Regions from separate parts of the Homo sapiens genome. Here region 1 is linked to region 2. A link is a contact called in ENCODE Hi-C or POLR2A ChIA-PET data. All regions are on one chromosome and are shown on one strand. Each heading gives the region's core, a stretch centred on a gene start or an enhancer-like site at or near the end of the contact. The rest is flanking DNA. Distances are from core to core; before and after follow the strand shown.

Region 1 (5,251 bases), core at 436-2,935, 570 kb before region 2:
TGGCAGCTCTTGCTGGGTGTGGAGATGGAGGACGGGCCACAAGCCAAGGAATGTGGGTCATCTGGAAGCTGGAAAGAGCAGGGAAGTGGACTGTCCCCTGGAATCTGCAGAAGGAACACAACCCTGCCAACACCAGGATTCCAGCTCGGGGAGACCCGTTTTGGATTTCCGATCTAAAGTACTATAAAATATTACATTTGTGGGCTTTTTTTTTTTTTTTTTTTGAGATGGAGTCTCGCCCTGTCCCCAGGCTGGAATGCAATGGTGCGATCTCGGCTCACTGCAACCTCCGCCTCCCGGGTACAAGCGAGTCTCCTGCCTCAGCCTCCTGAGTAGCTGGGACTACAGGCGTGCGCCACCACACCCGGCTAATTTTTGTATTTTTAGTAGAGATAGGGTTTCACCACGTTGGCTAGGATGGTCTTGATCTCTTGGAACTCGTGATCCACCCTCCTCAGCCTCCCAAAGTGCTGGGATTATAGACGTGAGCCACCATGCCCGGCCAGGCTTTTTAAATGTTAAATTTTTTTTTGTAGAGATGGGGTCTCCCTGTGTTGCCTAGGCTGGTCCTGAACTCCTGGGCTCAAGTGACCCTCCCGCCTTTGCCTCCCAAAGTGCTGAGATGACAGGCGTGAGCCTCTGTGCCGCACCAATTTGTGTTGTTTGAAGCCACTTAGTTTGTGGTGATCTGTTTCGGTTGCAGCAGGAAACTGGTACAGAGGGTGAGTCAGAATGCGTGTGGCACTGTGAGGATCAGGGCTGGCAGGGCCCTGTGCTGGGGGTGTTCTGTCTTCACCGCGGCAGTTGGTAGGAAGGTGTCAGTGCTGGAAAACATCCTGCAGTCATGTTGCGGGCAGAGGAGGAAACTGAGGTTCAGAGAAGCTCCCTCTCTTGCCCGGTGCACAGCAAGTTTGGACCAGAATTTAGGCCTTCTGGCCCCTGCCTGGGTCCTCTGTCCTTCATGCCACTTCCCTGTGGCCACAGCCACTCCCCTCTGTGCCTGGCACACCTATGCCGCCTTTCTCCGGTGGTTGTGGGGCCTGGCAGGAGGGCAGACTCCATCTGCAGTGCTCTGCAGCTGCCCAGCTGTCCAGCTGGCCACTTCCAGAGTCCCCTTGGGTGGCGTGGCGTCTCTGTCCTCTTCAGAGCTGTGATACAGCCAAGGTCGTTTTGGGGCCTTGGCCCTGTGACCCACGGTGAGGTGGCTCCCTGTCAGCGGGGGTATCTGGCAGGGACTCTTCTCTCAGGTGCTGGGTTCTGTAGGAGCTTAGCCTGAAAAGACAGCTCCCATGCGACATCTTTTCTCTCTCCCGCGGTGTAATTTATTGTTTGATGGTTGAAGAGTTGGGGCTCTCAAGCCACATTCCGTAGTTGGGTGCTTGCTGCTCCATGTCCCTGGGCCAGCTCCTTCATCTCCCTGTCTGTCTCCCCGTCTGCACAGGGAGGAGTGGTGCTGGCTGCCTTGTCAGGACTGTGAGGCTCACATGAGTCTATGCAAAGTGCTCAGAGCAGTGCCTGGCGCGTAGCGAATGTTCTGTAGCGTTGGCTGTCATATAGTTACTAGTCAAGTGCGTGCCTGCGCATAGGAGGGGCTGTGAGAATACCTCACTGACTTGCCGAGTGGAGCGTTGATAACAGCATGGTGCTTGGCACTGGGTGGAGGTGAAGCGAGGCCAGAACAAAGGCACAGAGTCCCTGCCCTCAGATTGCTTCCGTCCTAGAAGGGCCGTGAGACTCACCTCTTTGGGATGCGGCTCAGCATGGGACAGGCATGTGACACAGAGGGGTGGGCTGGCCTGTAGGCAGTGTCTCACCCTCCCTCATGCTCCAGGGTGGCTGCCCTCCTCTCCTAGGGCCTGCTGGTCCTGGTCTGCTGTGTGATGGCAGGAAGTTTGGCTCCAGGACTGAGTCTGTCTGCTCCAGGGCTTGGTTCCCTGAGGAGCCCCTGGAAGATGGGGGAGGGATGAGTCCTAACGGCTCAAGGACCCGAGGCTGCTCCCTGGGGCACAGTCAACCCCAGGATCCTTTCTGAGGCTGTCTGCCTTCTCCCTCCACAGCCACACGTTGCTTTTAGCTTGCTGGGATTCACACTTGAATTTACGGGGCCAGGAAGGAGTGAGGCAGGAAGCGCCAGTGTGGCTTCTGCAGTTGGGGAATAATAACCCGGCCACTTCCAAGCAGACTTGGAGCATGTAGCGCCCAGCTCAGAGATGAGGGCAGGCTCTCCTGAGAGGTCAGGGACTTAGCACCGTGATCATGATTGTCAGTCTTATGTGATGATCCTGTGGCAGGTGATGACAGGGTCTGTGCTTTTGTTGTCTTTTCAGAGGCTGCTGGCCAAGCTGCAAAGCTGGGAGAGACTGGACCAGACCATGGGCCTGAGCATCAGGTAGGGAAGGGCAGGTGTCTCCGGGGTCCCGCCTTCTTTGAAGGGTCCTGGGTGAAGAGCAGAGCCTGCTTCCGGCTCACCAGCGCAGTCTCCAGCCAGGCATCTCTGTGGCTGGTGCGGGGCATTTGTCCTGGGCTGCTCAGGTTTAATGAGGCCTTTCCCAGCGGATGGGGCAGTGGAACCCAGTGACTCATCCTGCTGAAGCCTTAGTAACATCTTCATTCAGAAGCGGAATATCCACAGCAAACCAGTGGCAGGCGTCTGATTGCCCTGCGTTGCGGGGCTTTGTGAAAGGACTCTTTTTGGTGTATACCGAGGAAATAATTGCTTTTGGGGGAAATCATTCATTTTAGGGAACTGTAACCAGTGGAGATGAACTGAGTTTTTAGAATTAAGAAAAACCCACTGTATTAGGCTGTTCTTGCATTGCTATAAAGAAATACCAGAGACTGGGTAATTATGAAGAGAAGAGGTGGAATTGGCTCACGCTTCTGCAGCTGTACAGGAAGCATGGTGCTGGCATCTGCTCGGCTTCTGGTGAAGCCGCAGGGAGCTTTCAGTCATGGCGGAAGGTGAAGGGGGAACAGGCACGCCGCAATGCAAAAACAGGAATGAGAGAGCGAGAGAGTGAGCGAGCGTGAGTAGTGTTGGGAGGGAGGTGCCACACACTTCTAAATGACCAGATCTCATGAGAACTCACTATCATGAAGACAGACCCAAGCTGTGAGGGATCCACTCGAGGATCCAAACACTTCCCACGGGGCCCCACTTTCAGCACTGGGGATTACAATTCAACATGAGGCATGGGGCAGGGACACAGATCCAAACGGTTCTCACCCACCATAGTGGAAGACGATTGTCTGGTGCTTGTAGCAGCCTCTTCACGCAGTCTGTGCCAAGCTGAGTGCCAGCGCTTGGGTGGTGGGATGTGGGGTGGAGCTGCCGGGGGACCACCCTGGGTGCTGGGGATGGTATTCTTATAGACAGGTAGCTGGACCGTTCCCAGGTCTGGTCCTGTCTGTCCTCCTGCCCCATCCTTCCCAGGACCCTGTGCTCATCTTTCTCCAGCAGCCGCTCAGTTGGCCCCTGCCCTTCAGTCGCGGTGCCCCTGCAGGTGACCACCTCCTGGCAGCTCTGGTCTGGACCCCTCTTCCTGGTTGCCCTGTGTGCGCCAGGTCTCGAGGAGGTGCAGGAGCGATGCTTTTGAAGGAGCCATCAGAGCCCGGGGCTCAGGGCCCGAGGTGCTGGTGCCGAGGCGGCCTCTTATTGTGTTTGCTTGTGAGATTTCAAGGCTTCCCGCTTCTTGCCTGTCTTTCCTGCTGTTCTTGGAAACTAGGCTGAGACTGAGACTCTCTGAAAGAGCTATCCTTTGACCACACCGTCCGACTGCTGGTTCTGGAATCCATTACCTTCTCATCAGCATTACTGGCTTCAGTTCTCTGTCACCTGAAAGTGCCTCTTCATTTTCTTTGAGCTTTGCTAAGTCAGAGCACGGCCCGGGCTGCTGTCTCCTCTTGAACTCCCCCTGTAGAACACAGACTTCTGTAGGGCCGGCCTCAGCGGGGCCTAAATGCTTTGTGCTTCTGTCTGTTCTCTGGGCTTATTAATTGCTTGGAAGGCGACCCTTCTGCTCCCAGGCATACTCTGGCCAGATGAGAAACCTCTGTGACTTCTTTCCTGTGAAGGGACATCAGAGGCCCCCACGTGCCTGATGGGCCCGGCCCTGCTGGAGGGTCCAGTGTGCAGTTTGCCCTGGAGCACTGGGTGTCAGTCGGGCACGAGACCTGGCACAGCTGGCTGCTGTCTCTGGCTGGTTTCAAAGTACTGTGGATCCTTTCAGCCCTGTTCCCGCATCTGAGCGCCCTGCCTGGGCATGGCTTGTGTGAGGGCGAGCTGGCCTGGGGGTGCTGCCTGGGCGTGGCCAGCATGAGGGCATGCTGGCCCCAGGGGTTCTGCCTGCCTGTGTCTTCTGTGTTCACTCTGCCCTCCCTGGTGGCCAGGCCCTGGATGAGGGAGAGGAGGGGTTGGTCTGTAGGGCTGGTGGAGGTGGGCTGCCTGTGCCCACCACCAGCTTAAAGTGGGCGGGAAGCAAGTGGCATGCATGTGTGGCGCCCTGCAGCTTTGATGAGGAACACAGATAGTTCTTCGGAGGCTGGATTCAAGGCTCCCCCTGCCCCCCGCCACCAACAGTAAGACCTGTGTCAAGTCACTGCGCTGCTCTGGGCCAGTGTTCTCTTTATTGAAAGGGGGACACGGAGCTCTTCTCCCCAACTGCGTGTGAAGATCCGACGTGATCGTGTACTTGTGGAGGGCCCTGTGAGTTGGAGAGGGGCTGGTGCGAGCGTCCTCTCTGAGCAGCCGGAGGCTGATGGCCAGGAAGGTGGATGGAGCCGTCCTCGCTGTGGGGGTCGACCCCTAGTCTCCTGCGTTGGCCTTGGCTGTGGGCCTGGTAGAGGGCAGGTTTCCTCACGTGCTGGGTTGCCTGCCATGCCTGGGCCCCTTCAGGGCTCCCCGCTGCTCCTTGTGTTGTGCTCCACAGGGCGGGTGTCTGAGTGTGGTTCTGCATCAGGCCGTGATCTCGGGTGACTCACGCTGGACGTCAGTGGGGTGGTGCTCATGCCGCAGTCCACGGGAATGCGGGCTGGCGGTCCCGAATACGGCTCCTAGAGAGTCCACGGGAATGCGGGCTGGCGGTCCCGAATACGGCTCCTAGAGAGTCCACGGGAATGCGGGCTGGCGGTCCCGAATACGGCTCCTAGAGAGTCCACGGGAATGCGGGCTGGCGGTCCCGAATACGGCTCCTAGAATCACCGGGAGGGTTTGGTAAACGTGTGCATTTCTGGCTGCGCACAGTGGCTCACA
Region 2 (5,034 bases), core at 1,718-4,217:
GTCTCCCCACTCAGTGAGCATCAGGATGTGCTTGATTTCCTCCAACGCCAGGGAGCTCACTACTGCCCAGCTGTGGCAGCTGCTGGCTTTGTGCACCAAAATTTACTCACCGGGCTGTGTGCCGGGGAGGGATGAGCGCCCCTCACTGCACCAGACAGTGTGGTCCCTGAGGCCGTCCCCTCCTTGCTCTTAGCTGGTCTCCTCCACATGGCCTCTCCTCCAACCTCATCACCTCCACAGGGTCTCAGCAAAGGCCCCATCTCCCCTCTACCTCTCCTGGTCACCCAGCCACCGGTGTCACCCTGCGGACACTGATCTCTCGGGAGTCCTTGTGGAGCAAATCCCCAAAGCTGCCCATGGAACTTAGCACAAATGTTTCCCCAGGGTTTGAGGCCCACTCCACCCCAAATAATCTCCCCTTTTTTTGTGTGTGAGATGGGGTCTCACTCTCTCGCCCAGGCTGGAGTGCAGTGGTGCGATCTCGGCTCACTACAACCTCCACGTTTCATGCCTCAGCCTCCTGAATAGCTGGGATTATAGGTATGCACCACCATGCCCGGCTAATTTTTGTATTTTTAGTACAGACAGGGTTTCGTCATTTTGGCCAGGATGGTCTCGAACTCCTGACCTCGAGTGGTCCACCCGCCTTGGCCTCCCAGAGTGCTGGGATTACAGGCGTGAGCCACCGCGCCCGGCCACCTCCCTTCATAAAGCCGCCTTCTCAAACTCCTCCTTCAGCCCAGACAGCGCTCACCAGGCACACCTTACCCATGTTCGTTCATTCTTTCCAAGCACCGGCCCTAAGGGAGGGATCACGACTATCCCTGTTTGCCAAATGAGGACGTGAGATCCAGGGAGGTCATATAACTTGCTGATGGTCACATGGCCCGTATGTGGCACAGCTGGGGGCCAGGCACAGGCGTTGGGCTCCAGCGTCCATGCCGCAGACATTCTGCGGGGCCCGGCCCCTTCTCCACCCTTCCCGTCACCTGCAGGCTCCCATAAGTGCAGCATTTCAAGCTGGCAGATAAATGACCCTGATGATCCTGGCCCATCGTCACACCATCCTTGCAGGTCATGGAGGCTGGGAGCGGAAGGGGTCTGCCCTGAGTCACTCGGGAAGGGTCAGGAGGTGCCAGGAAGAGGACTTCCCAGGAAGAGGGGGGTGTTACGGGCTGCTTGGTGCCCCCGAAGCTCAAATGCTGAAGCCTGGACCCCCAGGACCTCAGAATGGGGCTGTGTTTGGAGACGGGGCCTTTGAAGACGTGACTAAGACGAGATGAGGTCATACGGGTGGGTCCTAATCCAATCAGACGGGTGTCCTTGTAAGAAGAGGAGATCAGGACAGACACGCACAGAGGGACAGCCCGGTGAGGACACAGGGAGATGATGCCATCTGCAAGCCACGGGCTGAGGATTCAGGAGAAGGCAGCCCTGCCCGTACCTTGATCTCGGACTTCCAGCCTCCAGAATGGGAGACGATAAATTCCTGTAGTGTAAGCTGCCTGGTCTGTGGGGTGTATTACTGTGGTCAGAGCAGACTCACACAGATGGGGCCTTCCTGACTCCACGCTGGGGGCTCCGGGGGTGCAGCCTGCTGTGGAGCTGGGCCAAGGGCTCGCTTGGTCCCGCAACGGGAGCTCCTCTTGCAGGCGCTGCTCAGGGCTCTGCCGGCTCCGCTCCGCAGGCAGCCTCCCCGCCACCCCCCTCCCCGGGACAGGCTGGGCCAGGACTCCGGCAGGGCCTGGCTCTGTGACAGGCTGTCAAGCAGGCAGCAGATAAAACGCCTGGCCAGGGTGACAGAACAAGATATAAAAAGCCTCCCAGCTCCTCTGTATTGACTAGAAACCTCGTGCTTCACGTCCCATTATCTCCCATGCTAACGGGCCCATACGAAGGCCGGTCAGTGGGGAACTCGGCGTCCTGGCAGGCAGGGAGACACAGCACCTCACAGGGCGCCCCAGCCCTCCGTCCTGGTCCTCGCCCAGCCTGGACGGTCTGACCGGGTAGGTCCTTCTCACCCCAACGCATTTCCATCCCCTTTGTTTTGGAGGGCAGGCAGAACATGACCGCCTCTCGGAGAGGAGACAGAGCTGCAGGCAGCTGGGAACTCGCCCAAAGCCAAACTTGGATGGCAGTGTGGGTGTCCTGGGCATCCCCCAAGGCGGGCAGGCCCTGGGCATCGGCTCACTCAAGCCACCTGAGCATTTGATGAGGAGGTGCTTCTGCACCCCCATTCTGCAGGCAGGAGTGCAAAGCCCACAGGCAGGGAGGGACTCACCCAGCATCCCTGCAAGCTGGAGCCCGTGTGGGGCTTCTGACCCAGGTCTGTAGGACCCCAGAGCCTCAGGGAGCCCCTGGGGCAGATTGGGCTGGGACCCCGAGTGTCTATAAACAGGAGCGAGGCTGCGGCCCTCAACCCAGATCAACGCCCACGAGCACAAACCCAGGTAAGGCACAAACTCCGTGGCAGCAGCGGGGTCCGCGGGCCCCAAGTTTCCCTGAGGCCAACGGCCCAAGCCTGTGGGATGCAGATGTGGTCTGGGCCAGGTCTGCAGAGGTCCCGGGTCTCCCCGCAGGGCCTCGCTCCAGGCTGGAGTCACAGGGGCTCTCTGCCTCTCCCCGCACCAGCCCCTCCGCCCCTTCTCATCAGTCAGGTGGCAGCTGCACACTCCTCCCTCCGCACAGCCTAGTTCCCCAGGGACCTCGCTGAGCCAAAAATGCCTGTGGCCTCTGAGGAAGCTGGGAGGAAAGGCACGCTGTGCTAAATGAAGGGCCGTTTCTTCCTTCCAGAATAGCTGCGGCCACAGCGCGTCCAACGTGCCTGAGCCGTTGGAGCCAATCGCAGCACGGGGAGCAGTAATTAATAAAAATGGGTAATGATAGACCATCTGTCCCAGCCTGCGCTCCGTGGCGGGGCCACGCCGGGCCCTCATTAGGCATTCCTCTGTCATTGTCCCCGCAGATGTTGGCGGTGGCCGTGTCGGTCTCATGGGAAGACGAGGTTGAACACATTTAGGCAAACGACACCAGCAGGCTGGGCCCGAGCTACGAAGCTCGCTGGGGTCAGCCCGTGCAGAAAGCCCCGGTGCGAGGGACCTCCATCTGTCCTCCACCCCGGATGGTGGCTGTAAGCTCAGGCTGTGAGTGAGGTGGGCCCAGACCCCAGCTGGAGCCCCACTCGCTGGCTCTGTGACCTTGGGCGAGCGCTGGAGCCCTCTGAACTTCCACCGCTGAGGTCAGAGCCAAGCACCAAAGGAGAGGGGCCAGCGTCTGTTTGGGAAGCTCGGGTGGAGAGATCAGGACTTCCCACAGCCTCTAATTTGCTAACTTGCAAGGGAGGAATCAGATCTCACACCGTGGCCCCCAGAATCCAGAGACTCAGTAAGGCTCCCAGATCATAGTCATGCTTCAGTGGAGAGGAGACCTCGGGAGAAGATGACCCCAGGGGTCCCAGGGTCTTGGAACTCTCTGGAAGGCGCTGGGCAGGGCTTACACTCCTTGAAAATTGCAGCCAGTCTATGGATCCCTGAGGAAGGGCCCCTGGCTTCCCTGGAGGAGGGTCCATCCCCTGGGGAGGGGAGGCTGGGCACCCAGGAAGGGAGGGGGACCCAGCATGCCCACGGCTCACAAGCCCAGTGAGAATCGGATATGCAGAGAGGCCCGGCGTGGTGGCTCACGCCTGTCATCCAGTGCTTTAGGAGGCCATCACTTGAGCCTAGGAGTTTGAGAGCAGCCTGGGCACACGGCAAGACACTGCCTCTACAAAAAGATATAAAATTAACTGGGCATGGTGGCATGCACCTGTAGTCCCAGCTTAAAAAAAAAAGAAAAAAAAAAAAGGGCTGGGCACAGTGGCTCATGCCTGAAATCCCAGCACTTTGAGCGGCTGAGGTAGATGGATCACCTGAGGTCAGGAGTTCGAGACCAGCCTGGCCAACCTGGTGAAACCCCACCTCTACTAAAAAATACACAAATTAGCCTGGTGTGGTAGCAGGCGCCTGTGGTCCCAGCTACTCAGGAGGCTGAGGCAGGGTAATCGCTTGAACCTGGGAGGCAGAGGCTGCAGGGAGCTGAGATGGTGCCACTGCACTCCAGCCTGGGCAACAGAGTGAGACTCTGTCTCAAAAGAAAAAACAAAAATCAGCAGAGAGCAGGAGGGACGTCTCGCTCCCCCAGGGGGAGGAAGGCCCCGCGTGGTCTGTGTAACCTGGAGCCGTTCTGGGGCAGAGGCAGGGCCTGGCCTCCCTGCAGTCTCAAAGCTTTGGGTTCCATGGTGGTGTCACTGCTCCCCCAGCTGGGTCCACTCTGGACAAATGGCCAAATGCCCTCAGAGTGGGGGGTCCCCCACACAGAGCATCCACATTTGCCAAGGGTGGCCCCACCTTGAACACACCTGGGGAAGGCACGGCAGAGAGCAACACCAAGGCACAGAGAAGCGTGACCTGTCCAAGATCGCGCCACCAGGAGCAGTGGAGCGTGACTTCCTCCAGACAGCACGTCCCGGGGCACGGAGGTCCCACTCACCCTCCACCCTTGAGCTTTGGGGTCTGAATGCTTCCCCTGCCACCCCTGCAGCCCCTGCCTGCCCCGAGTGCTCCCAGCTCACCTCGGTTTGGCCTGTGCCAGGGAACGGCTGACCAAGCAGCCCCTGGCTGTGGGCCCGGAGGCCAGCGGGGACACCTGACCAGAGGCCCCTCTGGTTCCCTGTGCTAGGTAACCTGAAGTCTTGGCCTGGCACACCCCTGGGGAACCGGAGCTTCTCGGCTTTGTCCCCACACAATGGAGCATTGGAAAGAAGAATCAGAGAGAACGTGCTGTTCCCGGAGCCCATCAGCCTGGCCAAACCCTTTCAGGGCCAAAAGGACCTGTGGAGGTCAGAAGGGAAACTGAGGCCGGGTGAGGGGCTCCCCCTTACACAGGAGGTGGGGTCAGACCTGAGACAGGGCCTACACCTGCCAAGCCCTGGGCCAGGGACGATTCCCACCCAGGGGTGTCCTGGGGTGAGGGAGCCCTGGGGCTGCCGGGCAGACC

The links. A loop is a pair of places that touch in the nucleus more often than their neighbours do. ChIA-PET counts read pairs that join two places held with the same protein, here RNA polymerase II (POLR2A). Pooled maps may share reads with other maps.
Region 1: a map of right cardiac atrium shows a loop between it and region 2 (2.4-fold over the local background). The contact joins two enhancer-like sites. A Hi-C loop is called at or near these places in 3 of 168 maps with a recorded cell type or tissue (GM23248, IMR-90 and right cardiac atrium) and 2 of 50 pooled maps. POLR2A ChIA-PET finds 5 or more read pairs at or near these places in 2 of 52 experiments (OCI-LY7 and Panc1).

What each region holds. Positions count from the first base shown.
Region 1 is chr7:2,210,350-2,215,600 of GRCh38, reverse strand. It overlaps MAD1L1 (mitotic arrest deficient 1 like 1), which reads left to right. Exons shown (of 19, transcript NM_001013836.2): 10 at 2,328-2,389. Among named protein-coding and RNA genes, the nearest start is that of MAD1L1, 20 kb to the left of the region's middle. Within about 2 kb of position 1,685, at least 3 of the 41 ENCODE cell types and tissues checked have a DNase peak (open chromatin) inside an H3K27ac peak, as active enhancers do.
Region 2 is chr7:1,645,140-1,650,173 of GRCh38, reverse strand. No RefSeq gene overlaps it. Among named protein-coding and RNA genes, the nearest start is that of ELFN1, 23 kb to the left of the region's middle. RefSeq lists an enhancer at 518-1,025. Within about 2 kb of position 2,967, at least 5 of the 41 ENCODE cell types and tissues checked have a DNase peak (open chromatin) inside an H3K27ac peak, as active enhancers do.